Regions from separate parts of the Mus musculus genome. Here region 2 is linked to region 1. A link is a loop called in an ENCODE intact Hi-C map of the cell type or tissue named here. Cell type or tissue: left cerebral cortex. All regions are shown on one strand. Each heading gives the region's core, and the rest is flanking DNA. Links, peaks and the distances in the headings are about the cores only.

Evidence for each region. Peaks named below come from ENCODE experiments on the same cell type or tissue, not always from the same donor. Only the 100,000 strongest peaks of a DNase experiment are listed, where the experiment ranks them.
Region 2: it touches region 1 in a loop (6-fold over the local background); 3 of 42 quality-filtered maps call a loop at or near these places.

The regions. Positions count from the first base shown.
Region 1 is chrX:16,449,588-16,452,515 of GRCm38, reverse strand. No RefSeq gene overlaps it. Among named protein-coding and RNA genes, the nearest start is that of Cypt1, 72 kb to the left of the region's middle. In left cerebral cortex, for the core only: a CTCF peak has its summit at 1,595 (motif pointing left); a DNase peak (open chromatin) is centred at 1,646.
Region 2 is chrX:16,682,424-16,685,351 of GRCm38, reverse strand. Maoa (monoamine oxidase A) reads right to left here. Exons shown (of 15, transcript NM_173740.3): 13 at 1,277-1,388; 14 at 308-370; 15 at 1-120. Among named protein-coding and RNA genes, the nearest start is that of Maoa, 64 kb to the right of the region's middle. In left cerebral cortex, for the core only: a CTCF peak has its summit at 1,218; no DNase peak of the experiment used is centred there.

The DNA of each region.
Region 1 (2,928 bases), core at 274-2,773:
TCACCTTTAGTCAAGTTTACTCTTGGGGGAAAATATGATTTAGCTCCATGTTATATGATGGTTAGTCTTGGTATTGTGACAGGTTTTTAAATCATGCAGGAGACAAAGCTCTTGTGTGTCCTGCTTACTTTTTGTCAACTTGCCACAAGCTAGAGTCATCTGGGAAGAGGGAACCTGAATTGAAGAATTGCCTCCATAAGACTGGCCTACAGAAGGGCCTGTGAGGTATTTTCTTGATTAATAATTGAAATGTAAGTGCCAAACCTACTTGGGGTGTGACACCCTGGGCAGGTGGTCTTGGGGTATGTACAAAAGCAAACTGAACAAGCCCCAAAGACCAAGTCAGTAAGTAGTGTTTCTCTTTGGGCTCTGATTCTACATCTGCTTCAGGTTTTTATCCTGACTCCTTCAGTGATAGACTGTGATGTAGAAGTTTAAGCCAAATCATCTCTTCTTCCACCAGGTTGCTTTTGGTCACTCTTTTGTCACAGCAACAGAAAATAACTAACACAGTGTGTTTGTGAGGGTACTTAACTAAGAAGCTTAACAATCCCTCTAAATGTGGGTGGCCCTATTCCATGAGCTGCAGTTCAAACCCAAATACAAAGGAGAAATGAACAGTACACCACTGGCCAGTCATCTTCTTTCTGATTATTGGTGCAAAGTAATCAGCCATTGAAAAGCTCTGTCACCATGCCTTCTGTACCACGACTTCACACTGATATTTGTATGCTGAAATTGTGACCAAAACCAAACTCTTTATCATTCATTACGTTGTTTTGTTAGATGTTTGTCACAGCAATGAGAGAGATAACTAACATATGTTGTATATTAGACAAGGTCCTAGCAACATCACATGACCCACATCATTTAGGATAACTTAAGAAAGGATTATTTACAAAGAGTTTAAAGAATAACATTTGGATGGGATGAAGAACACTTTTACCAGTACAGGAGACAACAGCATCTAGATATCAGAAGAGACGATGGATAGCAGCAGCTGCTGTCAGTGAGAGTGAGAGCTTAGAGCAGACCCTTTTGGAGGAAGAGCTTTCTATAACAGCTCCTGGTTGAGGCAACATTATAGAGAGGAATAAATGGGAGCAAAGGCCTATGCACATGTACCTTTCTCTTGAAACCAGAGGACAACAGAGCTTCTGAATATTGTCCTGGGATCCAGGCTCTTAGGGGCTATAACGAAAAGGGAAGAAAGTGAATCTAAATCTGGAGGACAAAGAAAAAGACAAGCATAGGCATCGTTCCCAAATCTTAGTTCCCTTGGTTTTCCTATTGTTTTTCTTAGTGGAAGTTCATTAAGCAAAATATGTGATGTCTCAAGGGAAGTCATTATTCTGATCCAGATGTCCAGAGTCAATGAGTTTAACTGGCCAAGTTTGCTTTTATCTTTCCTTTGGAATTGGGCACTCTGGAAGTGACTTTTGATCCTGCTATACATCTCTTGGCCCCAGGTATGTTAAACTAAACTGGGATCAGTCCTGAATCAAGGTGGGGGCCTAGCTTTGAAAATAATTTTTATTCTTTCTTTTAGAATATCCAGCCATATTTTTCTGCCAGATAGTCTTTTGCTGCCACCTTCTGGCAGCCTGTCACCACAGTGCAGACTTGTTAGAATATTGAATGAAATGGCTCCTCCCATGCAGAGGCTGTCCCAGGAAGACGTTGGTAAGCAGGGTGAAAACTGAACCTTGCTCACAAATAAAGAGGTCCAGGTGGCCTGTGTCTCACGTTAATTACAGAGAAAGCCAACATAGACTGCAGAGCCCTAATCTGAATATCTGAGATGGTCTAAAATTGGAACTGTTTTGTGTACTAACATGGAGCTACAGAGGGAAAATTCAGCATCTGGCTTCTTAGGAAGGGTTGTGAGCAAAACTCAAACATGTAAAATATCATATAGGATTACAAGAGGCTGGAGATGTAGCTCAGTGAAAGAGAACTTTCCTAGCAAGTGTAAGGCCCAGTGTACAATTCATTATTCAGTAAACAAATAACAGACATTCTGGTTATGGATATAAGATGTGGATGAATCATAAATGAATTTTTCAGATTTGGTTCCCTCTTTAGGGTAGCTAATGTACATACAAATATTTAATAATAAATTCATAACATTTCTGTCCCAAGAAGTTTGGTTTTGGGAACTCAAGTGGCAGAATAGAATTTTTTTTAGATAATTTCTTTTTGAAAAATTAATTATAAGTTACCATGCAAAGTGACACAAAGTAATCTATTACTTTCCTTCGTTGCCATTCATCCCCCTTGCTCTGTGTCCTCTTTTGTCCTTTCTACCCTCCTCTTCCTTCTTTGAAATGCTACTGTCTTCTGCTTCTCTGTCACAAGAGTTCCATTATCCCCTCCCTTTACTCCCAACATATCCTCTTCTTCTCTTCATGATCTCCCAACACACACATTTAATCTTAAATTCTTTCCATGAAAGAAAATGTGACATTTGTCTGAACCTGGCTTGTTTTCCTTGACAAAGTGGACTCTAGTTCAAATGTCATGGTTTCAGGTTCTTTTTAATCTGAGAAAATTTCACTGTGTGAACAAGGCTCATGTTGTTTAATTGTGCCATGTAACTTGTCTGCAGTGTACAATCCTCTTTCTGTTGCTTTGCTTGCAGCTGGGATTACAGGCCTGTGCCACCAGGCCTAGCTATGTAGTTATTTATATAGTTTTTTTTGTTGTTGTTTGTTTTGCTTTGCCTTGAAATTACAGCTACCCTCCTGCTTCATCCTCCCAAGTGCTGGGGACATTTTTGAATTTTAGTTAGCGAACCTTAAACATTGGCTTCATCCTGTCATGCTGAATCTATGGCCCTCTGTTCACTTCTACCCTGACTCCTCTCTACAGCTGCAAAACAAATGAAGGCTATCTCTCTGTCACAATTGAGCAGATGCTCAAAGGAGA
Region 2 (2,928 bases), core at 176-2,675, 230 kb before region 1:
GTACAATACAAAGCAGAGAAGAGCCACAGAAGTGGAAAAACCAGTGATCTTGAGCAGACCAGGCACGGAAGGCAGGTTCCTCTCTAAGAAGGTGTGGGTAATTTCAAGAGCTGGAACATCCTAAACAGATGAACACAGATCATTAATAGAAATTCTTGCTATAGTTAAAAGAAACAAAGCCTATCTGTAGTAGTATGTATTTCTATGCTAAGACAGTTGCATCTATAGTAAAAGCAGAGGCTAAATGAAGGACAGTGCAATTTTATGTGCTGTAGTTGGTCTGTAGATATGGAGTAATCAAACTTACCTTGGACTCAGGCTCTTGAACCCATATATCCTTCTTGGCAACTTTTCCTAGAGCATTCAAGACCTGAAAGAAAGTGATTACAGCATTATACTGTGACATTATATACTGTTAACAGATTCAAAATCATATTAAACATTGGTGAACCCACAGGTGGGTGGCAAAGAAATGCATACATAGCATACATAGACTATCAGTATCAAGAAATAGATGCATGAATGGATAAAGAAATTTTGTTATTCATATACAATGAAAGATTATTCAGTTTTAAATAAGAGTGAAATCCTGTCAATGTGACAACATGGATGAGTTTAGAGGACAACACAATCATAAATGAAATCTGCCATGCTTAGAAAGACAAATAGTACATGCTATCCATTATACACAGAAGGCAAGTAAGTGGATCCTATAGAAATGGAGAAAACAACAGAGGGTACCAGAAGCTAAGAAATGTACCAGAGAGTAAGGCTACTGGGACTGGATAATAAATATCAAAATATAATTCATTGGGTGGAATAAATTCTAACATTCTATAGCAATAGAATGGGTTACTAAAGATAATCACAATTTACTATGTAATTCCAAAGAGCTAGAAGAAAGGATTTGAATATTTCAAAGAAATGATAGATATATGATGTGAAGGAGATGATAATGATCTTGATTTGACCACTGTATACTACACACAGGCATCAAAATTTTGTGTACTCCACATATGTGCACAATTGTGTCAATGAAATAGCCCAAATATCTAGTTTCTTTCTGTATAGTTTCTTTCTGTATATTTTATCTTTCTGTAAAGATAAAATAATCAGAAAGATCAGATGACAAAAATGTTTCTTATAGGGCTGGAGCTATAGCTCACTGGAATAACCCATACCTCTCATGCATGCCACCTTCAGTTCAATTCCCAGTACTGCTGCCCATGATGAAATTACAATTGAAAAAGGAGTACACCTTAGTTTCCTTCCTTACCTCTCTAGCTGCTCGTTCTCCAGCTTCAACTGCACCTTCCATGTAGCCACTCCACTGTGTTGCTGTCTCTGTGCCTGCAAAGTAAATCCTGCCTACTGGCTGCCGAATCACCCTTTAAAGAAAAAAAGATGTCACATAGTTACATGGGAAGGTGCTGAGGGGAAATTATCCAATCACTCCCCACCTTCATTTACTCCACAAAGGGAAGGGAAACTAATCAAGGAGGAAATGCCAGTGTCTCATCCCAAAGTAAAATGCAGTTCTTTGTTTCCTGGACCCATGCACAAGGATCTGAACCTGGGGGAAGCAGACTAAGTTTATTCATCACTAAAGAGGATGCTGACCTATTTTCAGCCAGCTAGTCAGCCTATGAGAACATGAATTCAACTCCTTAGTTAACATCTCACAGTTATATTCCCTATTTATAGCCCATTGTATTCATTATATTGCCTTCTATTCAAGATAATACACATCCTCAGATTTGGGTCATGAAGCATTTTTTAGGACAACAAAAGAGATTGTAATGGCAAGAGGGAAGATATAGACACTGTCATTTCTGGCAGAAGAGAGACCCCAGGAAGTCTATGAAGTAAGTAGTCCTGAAATAATATAATGTAATGTGTAAATTTCTCTGAACATTTATGGGGACTAGCTAAGGGTGAGCAAATAGGTTCTTTCTATAAGAAAATTCTGATATACAGGACCAAAGAAGAGATAGATTCAATGGGTAACTCTCTACCTTAATCTTCTTGGTGTTATCTTTGCCACTCCTGTGGCTCCTCTAAACTGTCCCAGCCCAAAGCCTTCATCTCAACCCACTGGCATTCCTATTTCCAATTCAAGACTCTTGTGCCTCATTTCCTCGTTAATTCTATTTATATCATCTAGACCTGTACTGAGACTCCAGAACTAGACCCATTGATCAGTTTTGTTATTACTAACACTAGATGTTTGATTCTGTTAAGGAAGAAAAAGCTAAACAACAAGCTCTTGAAAGTACAGGTAAACAAGTGCTGCTTCTTTCTCTATGAACAGATGTAACCTGATGCTTACATTCTAGATTTGGTCCTCTAGAAACTTCATAAAGTTGTGATGTGACCACATAATATACTATTTGCTGAAAAAGTCACCTTTTCCCCCACCCCTCAGTAATAACTATATCCAGATGGGGAGAATTATGAAGGAACTGTAAATGCCTGGTAGAATGCTATCATTTTAGGCTTCTTTCTGTGTTCTATCTATTTCTGTGATACTGAGCAAGTGGGATACTATATCCTATGTCTGTAAGACAAAGTAATAATGTATGTGAAACAAGGTTTCTAAGTAGAGGTAGACTCCCAGGCCATGTAGATCTCCTTGTACCTCAGCTGTAGACACTGAGAATTCTTCCCTCTTAAGAGAAATATCTGATGTTCCTCTGTTGACAAGACATATGTATTGAATACATGCAGACAGTGTCCTTCTGTGTATACTAGTACTAGAGTATAGGGTAGTCCTGTGAGACTAAATGTTGAGGTAAGCTCAAAAGGCTTCCCAAAAGACAATGTAGTTGTCCTAATTTCACAAATGCTGCTGACAACTGCAATCTTACCTAGCACACTGATACTACTCTTTGTGTTGACATCCATTTTCCTGGGGACACCTACCCAGTC